Regions from separate parts of the Homo sapiens genome. Here region 1 is linked to region 2. A link is a loop called in an ENCODE intact Hi-C map of the cell type or tissue named here. Cell type or tissue: K562. All regions are shown on one strand. Each heading gives the region's core, and the rest is flanking DNA. Links, peaks and the distances in the headings are about the cores only.

What was found. Hi-C counts contacts between places; a loop is a spot of excess contacts. Peaks named below come from ENCODE experiments on the same cell type or tissue, not always from the same donor. Only the 100,000 strongest peaks of a DNase experiment are listed, where the experiment ranks them.
Region 1: it touches region 2 in a loop (4-fold over the local background); 26 of 110 quality-filtered maps call a loop at or near these places.

Annotation. Positions count from the first base shown.
Region 1 is chr2:131,152,486-131,157,004 of GRCh38, reverse strand. No RefSeq gene overlaps it. Among named protein-coding and RNA genes, the nearest start is that of PLEKHB2, 49 kb to the right of the region's middle. RefSeq lists enhancers at 239-408, 2,382-2,651. In K562, for the core only: a CTCF peak has its summit at 2,834 (motif pointing left); a DNase peak (open chromatin) is centred at 2,814; H3K27me3 peaks cover 354 bases.
Region 2 is chr2:131,402,842-131,407,360 of GRCh38, reverse strand. LINC01120 (long intergenic non-protein coding RNA 1120) reads right to left here and starts at 4,460. Exons shown (of 3, transcript NR_036499.1): 1 at 4,110-4,460; 2 at 1-2,148. In K562, for the core only: no CTCF peak of the experiment used is centred there; no DNase peak of the experiment used is centred there; H3K27me3 peaks cover 1,544 bases.

The DNA of each region.
Region 1 (4,519 bases), core at 1,383-3,882, 250 kb after region 2:
CGGGCCTGGCCAGCAGAGGGCTGGCCTCATGTCCACCGGCTGCATGAGGTGAGGAGGGCAGGCTCTGGAGTTACACCGGCCTCAGAAAACCCCGCTCCTGCCGTCCCTGCTGTGTGGCCTGGGGCTGCTGAGAGAGAACGGCCGGTGCACATGGCAGAACAAGGCCAGCCTGGTGCCCACACCCACTCCTAGCTCAGCTCATCCTCACATTCTGCTGAAACCCATGGCCCAGGCCCACTGAAGGAAACCCTCCAGGACAGGGCTTGGAGCATGGTGCGGCCACAGCACCCCAGGGGGTTTGATCAGTAATTTGGAGGAAACAGAAACTGAAAGTGTAGCTCTTCTGTCTGCAGCCGGTCCACCCCCACCTCCCCGCAGCCTTCCACCCTTCTGCCCCCACCTCACAGGGTGCCCCAGGTGTCCCCTCATGCTCAGGCATGGTGCCACCGCCTAAGGGCCAGTCTCCACCTCCAGCCTCCTAGGGGCTGAGGGCCTGAGGACCAGCACAAACTCCTTGGCCTTTCCTGTTTCATGGTAGCAGGGCTTCTGCTGCCTTCAAGGTGTGTCCCAGGAAAACCAGCCAAGACTTCAGCCCTGAAGTCAATGCTGCCCCCTCGAAGATAGCCTGAGTGTTTGCCACAAGTGACATGCTTAGGGTCTTAATCAGGCATTACTTTCCAATCCGCGAATGTGGGACAGAATGTTATTAATCAACTCCACAACTGCTGAGCGTAGCGTCCAAGCTGGCACCAAGGTCCGTTGGGACCTGCCTCTGGGAGAGGGTGGCTGAGAGCCCCTGCTGTACTGGCATCTCCCGCTCTGAGTCCTCATCTGTAAACGTGGTCCTCAGAGCAGCCCTGAGAGCTCTGCGCCCAACAGTCTTCTAAGTGGTCCCGTGTGTGTTCGTTCCTCACTCCAGCAACTCTCTAAGGCTGACGCTGTCATTGTCCCATTTACAGACGTGATTGCTGAGGTTCAGGGAGGATTTTGGGGGAGGTGGAGGCAGCTCGGCCTTTCTCTCTCTGGAGCTCTCCTCTGGAGACCCCACCCAGCAGGCGCTGCCTCCCAAGGCTGGTGGCACGGCTTCTCTTACAGACCCGGTGTTGTGCCACGTGGCACACAAGACCCAGGACAGCCAGGCCTGGACCACTCATGTAGCTGACTCAGGGCCAGGTGTGAATTGGGAGTGGAGATGATAATCACCTCTCTGGACATTAGATGCAGGGTGCAGGAGTGACGGTGTGGGGGCAAAGAGCGCGCGCACGCGCACACGCACGCACACATGAACAAGCACGCACATGCACGCACGCACACATGAACACGCACGCGCGTGCCTCAAGGCCAGCTGCGCAGTGTCCACGTGGAGCCTCCTGAGGGCAGGACCGTGCCCCCTGGCTCCCTCGTGCTGCCGGGCCGGCCGCAGGGCCGCAGCGGACACCGATGAGGGAAGGACAGCCCCGCAGAGAGCGGAAGTAGCGGGCGCGGACCTCGAGGGGCTGGACCCTCAGCCTCCACCGCGCCTATGCTCAGGGCCGGAGCTGCGCGAGGCCCCCTGGGAGAGGCCCAGCCCCTGTCAGGAGGGGTCTGGGGAGGGAGGCTCCAGAAGGTGCAGGGAACTGGACTCACGGCCTCCCCCATCCCCAACTCCAGTTCACTCGGCTTTCCACTGAAACGTGGCAGGGACACCGATGCCCTCCACGTGCCCAACCCGCCTTGCCCCCGCGCCCTCTGTTGCTACTGTGCCCAGGCCTCTGAACTGACCTCCGGACATTCCCACTCGGATGTTCAGCAGAAATCTCGCCCTTCACAACCACACTCCTAAGTCTCTGCCCCACAGCATCACCTACGAGCACCCCCGCACAAGGCCCAGGAGCTCTGCCAGAAATCACTTCCCCCCACCCGATAGCCGCCCTGCAGCCAGCCATCTCAAGGGCTCCCGCGGTGTGGCCACACAGCTGCCATCCCCAAATCGCTTTCCAAAGTTCTCTGCCCTCGCAGCCCACGGCCCATAGCCACTCCCGCCTGAGCCCGCCTGCGGGCCTCGCACAGCAGCTCCTCGCCTGGAATCCAGCGCACGCCCTTCCGCGACCCGGGCAGTCCTCCCGATGCTCTGCCCAGCCCCGCTGGGAGGATAGCGGCTGGGTTGGTGTGGCTGCAGGCAGAGACCTTGCCTGCCCTACTCAGCCTCCTCCACCGGCGCCCGGGAGGGTGTCCAGTGCGTCCGGGGGTGTGGGCTGGCCTTGAACTCAGGGGAGCTGGAGTGGGCAAGCTGGGAGGGGACTGTGGGCAAAGCCTGCTGGGCTGTGTTCAGTAGGAGGCTTTTGGTCCACCAAGCCTGTGGTGGCGGTTAGGGACGTGTAGTTACAGGGCCGGGCAGGGCCTGGACCAATAGCCCAAAGTCGGCCTCAGCATTGGCACAGCAGGACAGGCCTTCGGAGGCCCCACCGTGACGACGGGACTGGGTGGAGGGTCAGAGGCCGTGGCCAGGAGTCACAATGGGGACAGAGCAGGGTGGTTGGAGAAGCCTCCTAGGGCAGAATAAGACAGTGAGGACTCGGCAGTAGTAGAGGAGGAGTTGGGCGTGCCCCGCAAATCTCACAACATCCCACTAGGTGCTGTGGGGCTGTCCCTGTCCCCACCACACAGGACGCTGACATATCTGCCACCTTCGGGCCCAGATGACTCACCCTGAGCAGTCAGAAAAGCACAGGGAAGCATTCATCCTGTGAGAAGCTCAGAAGCCCTTTACCCTCTCAGGACCTCTCCTGAGATGTAGCAGGGGCCAGGCTGGCGAGGGAGGTGTGGCAGCCGGAACATTCCTGAGGCTGCCCTGACACCTGGTGGCAGCCCTCAGAACTAGCAGCTGCACAGAGGAAGTGCCGTTGAGCAGGAGTGAGCGCAGGAAGGGGGAGAGAGAAAGGGGGAGTGGGAGAGAGGGAGTCCATTCTAGACCAGTGGTCCTCAAATTTGAACCTGTAATGGCATCACCCTGAGGGCTGTCACTGACTTGGGAGATCCAGAACTGCTGGAAAATCAGCATTTCTAAGAGGCTCCCAGAGGCTGCTGTGCTGCTGGTCTGGGACCAAGCCATGGGTCTGGGAAAGGAATGGAGGGATGTCTCTGCTCCTACTGGGTGCCTACTGGGTGGTACTGTTATTACTATACCTTCCTTATAAAGGAGGCCACTGAGGCTAGAGAGGCCACGTTCCCACGCTATCCACATCCATGCCCACAGAAGTGATAAAGATTTGAATTCAGTGCAGCCCCAGAGTCCTCCCTAGGGGTCCCTGCTGCACATCTGTTGAGCAGGTCATAGCCTGGGTGTGTCTGCACCAGGTAGGCAAGACGGCTCCTGAGAATGGGCCCTGCCTAGCACGCCTGCCAGGGGACTGAACCAGGAACACACAAGCTGCTCACCTGGCCTCTGACAGGTTAGTGAAAGAACTGGGCAGGGCCTGCCTGGGGTGCTACCTAGGAGCACCTAGCTCACTGCCCTTTGGAGGTGACCCTGTTTGAGAAATGTCATTCTGATGACATAGCAGTGGAGGGTCTGATGGAGCTGCCAGCTCTCCTGGGGCCCAGGAGGAGGTGCCTCTCACCTGATTCCCACTTCCCAGGCAGGGGCACGCCCAGAGAGCCATGCAAAGCCAGTGCTGGGCCCCTTCCTGCCTCCCACTGGCCAGTGACTGTCCCTGGACTCAGCAGCACCACAGGAGGGGAGGAGGCCGTACTGTCCAGTGTCGCTCCTCAGCATCGTGCTGAGCTGGAGGGAAGGCCAGGAGGCCTCCTAGAGGAGGGGACGCCTGTCCAGCAGCTCAGTGGACATCAGTGAGTTGAGCAGGGAGGGAGAGGAGAGAGGAAGGCAGAGGCCTCAGAAAGGGCAGGCCTTGGAGGCCAAGACCAGGGGAGTCAAGGCTGCACAGAATCACCTGAGGGCAGGTGGAAATGCAGACTCGGGCCACCCGAGACCCCCTCAGGACGTTGTGGCTTTAAGTCCCAGGAATATGCATTTCTTTTTTTTTTTTTTTTTTTTTTTTTTTAGATGGAGTCTTGCTCTATCGCCCAGGCTGTAGTGTCGCAATCTCAGCTCACTGCAAACTCCGCCTCCCAGGTTCACGCCATTCTCCTGCCTCAGCCTCGTTGAGTAGCTGGGACTACAGGCGCCCACCACCGTGCCCGGCTAATTTTTTGTAGTTTTAGTAGAGACGGGGTTTCACTGTGTTAGCCAGGATGGTCTCTGTCTCCTGACCTTGTGATCCGCCCACCTCGGCCTTCTAAAATGCTGGGATTACAGCTGTGAGCCACTGCGCCCGACCAGGAATATGCATTTCTAACCTGCTCCTGTCCACTGGAGTTTGGACCTCAGGATTCCCAAGACCTTGGCAAGGTGGCCAACTTGTGCCCCCAATACCAGGTAAAATGAGAGCAAGGTGGCAGAGTAGCCTCTGCCCCAGCCCAGCCCACACTGCCTCCTCCCTGCCTGCTGGGGTCCCACAGGTCCCAGAGCCAGCCACCAAGC
Region 2 (4,519 bases), core at 1,363-3,862:
AGAGCACAGGCTGAGCTGCTGCTGGGCCACCCTCCTTGGTGGTGAAGGAAGGTAAAGGAGACCATCAGGAGAGCCCTGGAGGACAGAGCCTCGGGTCTCTGTCTAAGCCACCCTCATCACTGTGAAGTAGGCAGTGTTCACCCAGGCAGCACACAAATGCACGGCATCACTCCAGGACAGGGTCTCCTCACAGAAAGAGGCCTGGTAAATATCCTCTTTTTAAAAAAAGTTACAATGTTTAACGTTCCTGAATCTACATATGCTCCTTCTGCACTTACCATCTATATTACTGGATTTTAAATCATTATTTTGGTGAAAAATACACAATATGTATTATTTTGATTATTAAATGCACACTTCTGTGACATCAGTTCCATTCACAATGCTATCTAGAAAACTAAAAACAATCTTAATTCAGTTTTCTTACCTTCCACCTTGGGAAACTAGAGAAAAAAGTATTGTGTAATGTAAACCCAACATTAACATAGAAAAAAAATATATTCATTATAATAGAAATAATAAAATAAACAGAGAACAAAACAAAACCAAAAGCTGCTTCTTAGAAAAGATAAACAGAATTGATAAACCTCCAGCCAGGCTAACCACAGAGAAAAGATAGAAGACACAATTTATAAATAATGTAAATAAAAAGAGGAATCATTCCTGCTGATCCCATGAATATGAAGAAGATAATAAAGGAATACTTAGAATAAATCTATGCTCACAAATCTGACAGCAAAATTCCTTCAAAGGCAGAAACCATAACTACCCAAAGGAGACTCAGATAATCTGAGTAGGCTTGTATGTATTATAGAAATTAAATCAACAATAACTTTTTAAAAAATGCCCAGTAGATTTTACTGAATTCTACCTAATTCTTACAAAGGAAAACATAGTGTTATTATACAAAAAACTGATTAAAATTCTAAACATTTACCCAGTTAAATTTTAAAATTACACCCATTGCAAAATCTGCACAAGAATGAGGGCAGCTGTATTCGTAATTGCCTGAACTGGAAGCAGCTGAGATGCTCTTCAGGCGGTGAGTGCACCAACCCACACCATTACATGGACCCAATGGAATACGATTCACTGATAAAAATTTGTAAGCCATTAAGCTACAAAAAGATATGAAATCTTGCATGTATGTTGCTAAGCGAAATCAGTTAGTCCTAAGTGGCTGCATACTTTATGATTCCAATTCTATAGAATTTTGGGAAAGAAAATCCATAGAGGCAATAAAATAAATGATCTATAGTAGTCAGGGGTCCTAGGAAAAGAAGAAAGGGATTAATAGGTTCAGCATTGGTCATGTTTTGGGTGTGAAACTCTTCTGTCTGGGTGATGGATGACATTACGAGTTTGTCAAAATCCATAGGCTGAACAACACAGGGTGAGCCTTAGTGCAAACTCTAGACTTTCATTAAGAAGAAGATATCGCTATTGCTTCAACCACTATAACAAATGCACCACATTCATGTAAGATGTGGTCACAAAAAAGATACTGAGGGGGGAGGGTATATGGGAACTTTCTGTACTACTGCAATTTTTAAGTTAATTTACAAGTTTCACATGATGTCCATTTGTTTGAAAATGTGGCAACGCTATCTCAGGAAGAGTTCCATTTTAGCTAATGTCTAACAATCAGCTAGACATTATATCTAAACCTTGCATTAATATCTAAACCTTGCATTGACGTGTTCTTTACTCTTAAAAGTGAACCAAACTTGAAGTGGAAATACATCTTTACTTCTGCATTTGTAGCACTAGTGATTGACTTGTACATTTAAATTGGCACACATGAAATAAAGAAGAATATAGTGTAGCAATTTTAGAGTTATCTGAAGTTTGGGACCCTGAAGAATCTGGAATCCTTATGCTTGCAAGGGTGAGTAACTGAATTTCTACAGTACCTTCAGATGGCTCCCTGCCAGGGTGCACACAGGAATGGTCTGGAATCCTTCTGCTCCCAAGAGTGAGTAACTGAATTTCCATAGTACCTTCAGATGGCTGACTGCCAGGGTGCACCTGAGGATGAGGCCTGCAGCGGAGCACCACGTCTCTGAAACTGAGCTGGCGGACCGTCGATTTGTGACGGACAGTGGATTCTTTGGAGCCCTCAGGATCTTGCATCTTGGAGGCAACACTCTGGGAAATGGATTAAATAAAGACAACTGTTGATATCTTGCTGCAGAAGACCACAGAGAAAGGAGGCACCGTTTATTCACAGTTTAACCCATTTCCTGTGTTCCCCGAGAACACTGTGCTCCCAGCGAGCTGCACTTTTACTTTCTAAATGGGAAACGGGTTAAGTCAGGGGTTCCCAAACCCTGGGCCACCGATGGTGTGTGGCCTGTTAGGAACCAGGCTTGAGCAGCGGCTGGGAGCAAAGCTTCATCTGTATTCACAGCCGCTCTCATCACTCGCATCACCGTCTGAGCTCCACCTCCTGTCAGATTAGCCATGGCATTAGATTCGCATAAAGTGCACGTGGCCTGGATCCCTGGCCTGTGCAGCTCGCAGTAGGGTTTGCCCTCCTAGGAGAGTTGTATAATTATTTCATCATATATTACAATGTAATAATAATAGAAATAAAGTGCACAATAAATGTGCTAGGTTCATCCTGAAAGCATCCTTCCACCCCATCCCGGTCCACTGAAAAATTATCTTCCATGAAAACAGTCCCTAGTGTCAAAAAGGCTGGGGACCACTAAGTTCAGTGTTTGAACCATTGTCCCCTGTTCACCATCTGCAGAAATAAGCCTCCTGAATCTGAGTTGGGCGTTAGGAAGAACTTGCACTGTAGGTTGCACTTAAAACCGTGCAGACCGACTGTGTAGGCAAATCCCTGTACTGAGATGAGACGAGGTAGAAAGGTGGCAGATGGGAGTGACCAAGAGCACGCGGCCTGGTGCACAAAGGTCTGGCTCAAGTCCTTATTGGGAAGCTACATGAACCTGAGAAGTTCTATAGACCCTTCTGTGCCTCAGTTCTCTCTTCCGAGTGTGGAAGTTAACTGAAATGTGGCCATCAAGGCTGGTGCTTAAGTGATTTAGGGAATTAAATCTGTGACCCCCACTGTCTTCTGACTACTGATCTGAGCAGGCTGAACTAAGGCCTGCCTGAGAGTGGGCAGTGTCTAAATGAAGTTTATTGAATAACTTCAAAGTCACACCTGATCAGAAGGGCACTCGAATTTAACAAGACACGGCGTGTGTTCAGTCATGAGTGAATATTCTACTATAGAAGAAATGTAAGCAGAAGAGCTAGTAACTTGAGCAGGGGGGTACCTGGCTCTAACGAACAACATGGGAGGTTTCCTGGTCACCTGAAACAATTAAGACATCAAAAAGCCAAGAGCACAAAATCGTGCTGCCTCTGAGACAAACATTAGTATTTTAGACCTTTAAAAATAAGCATTTTAGTATTACAGCAGCAGAATTAGAACCTGCGGTGGGGGAGGCGGCGGGGTGGAGTTAAAGGGGCTGATGAAAATTTGAAGGAGAGAGTTATCATCCCAGCCTGGAAAAGATGCACCTTTTCCAGGAGAAAAGAAACAAAAGGCAATAATATGGGACCTGTAAATTACGTGTAAAGAGACACAGTAAAAGTCGAACTTCTGAGGTATAAATCTGAGAAGTTTAAAAAATAATAGATTTCAGAATGAAAAATTATTACCTCTTGTAATTTCATTGAGAACAAATTAATATCTTAAGAAAAGCTTATTTTTTAAATCAAAATTTTAGTTTGGTATTAGTGTATTTTTAATATTGTAGCTAATTTTAATAAGACCTTGTAAATAAATCACTTACCCTAGTCAATTTTGACTACAAAGTAAGATTTTCATAAACCTTTTATAACCTCTAATGATTTTTTCTATTTTGTAACTTTTTATATCCACCTGATTGTATTTATCTTTTAAAAATGTCTTTAATTTAAAACAATCCCTCGAAACCTCTTAACTAGGCTATTATGTTTCCCATCAGAAAATCTGTTTATTTTCTTAAAAAACTCTGGATTTAAGATGTTCCGATATCTGATTTAAGATTTTCACATCTCTATTCAGAAGACTTTGGCCTGTAATCCCCCTTTCATGGAATGTCTCTTACCGTATTTGGTATCAAGATCTCCTGATATGATGAAGGCAGTATTGTTGTGTTTCTTCTGGATCTATTCTATGGAAGAGTGTGTACAAAACTGGCCTAGGAAACAGCACATTCTTATAAACAGAGAAAAATATTTAAGGCAAAAAGCTTCATAGGACCGAAAATACAAATTGAGTCATAAAACTATAAAACAAATTTGTAAATCTGTAGACAAATTGGAGCTGGGGAAGTAAAAAGAATAAATTAAGAAGACATTTTAAGTACAAGTGGCCCACGTGAAGAAACTGCAGTGAGAAGATGGAAAGCGGCAAAGGCCACCTCCCATCTTTACCAGCAGTCTCCCAGGTGGCAGTTGAAACCCAGTGGCAGTTGGGATGGAGGGCAGGATATACATCATCACATGACCTCCGTGA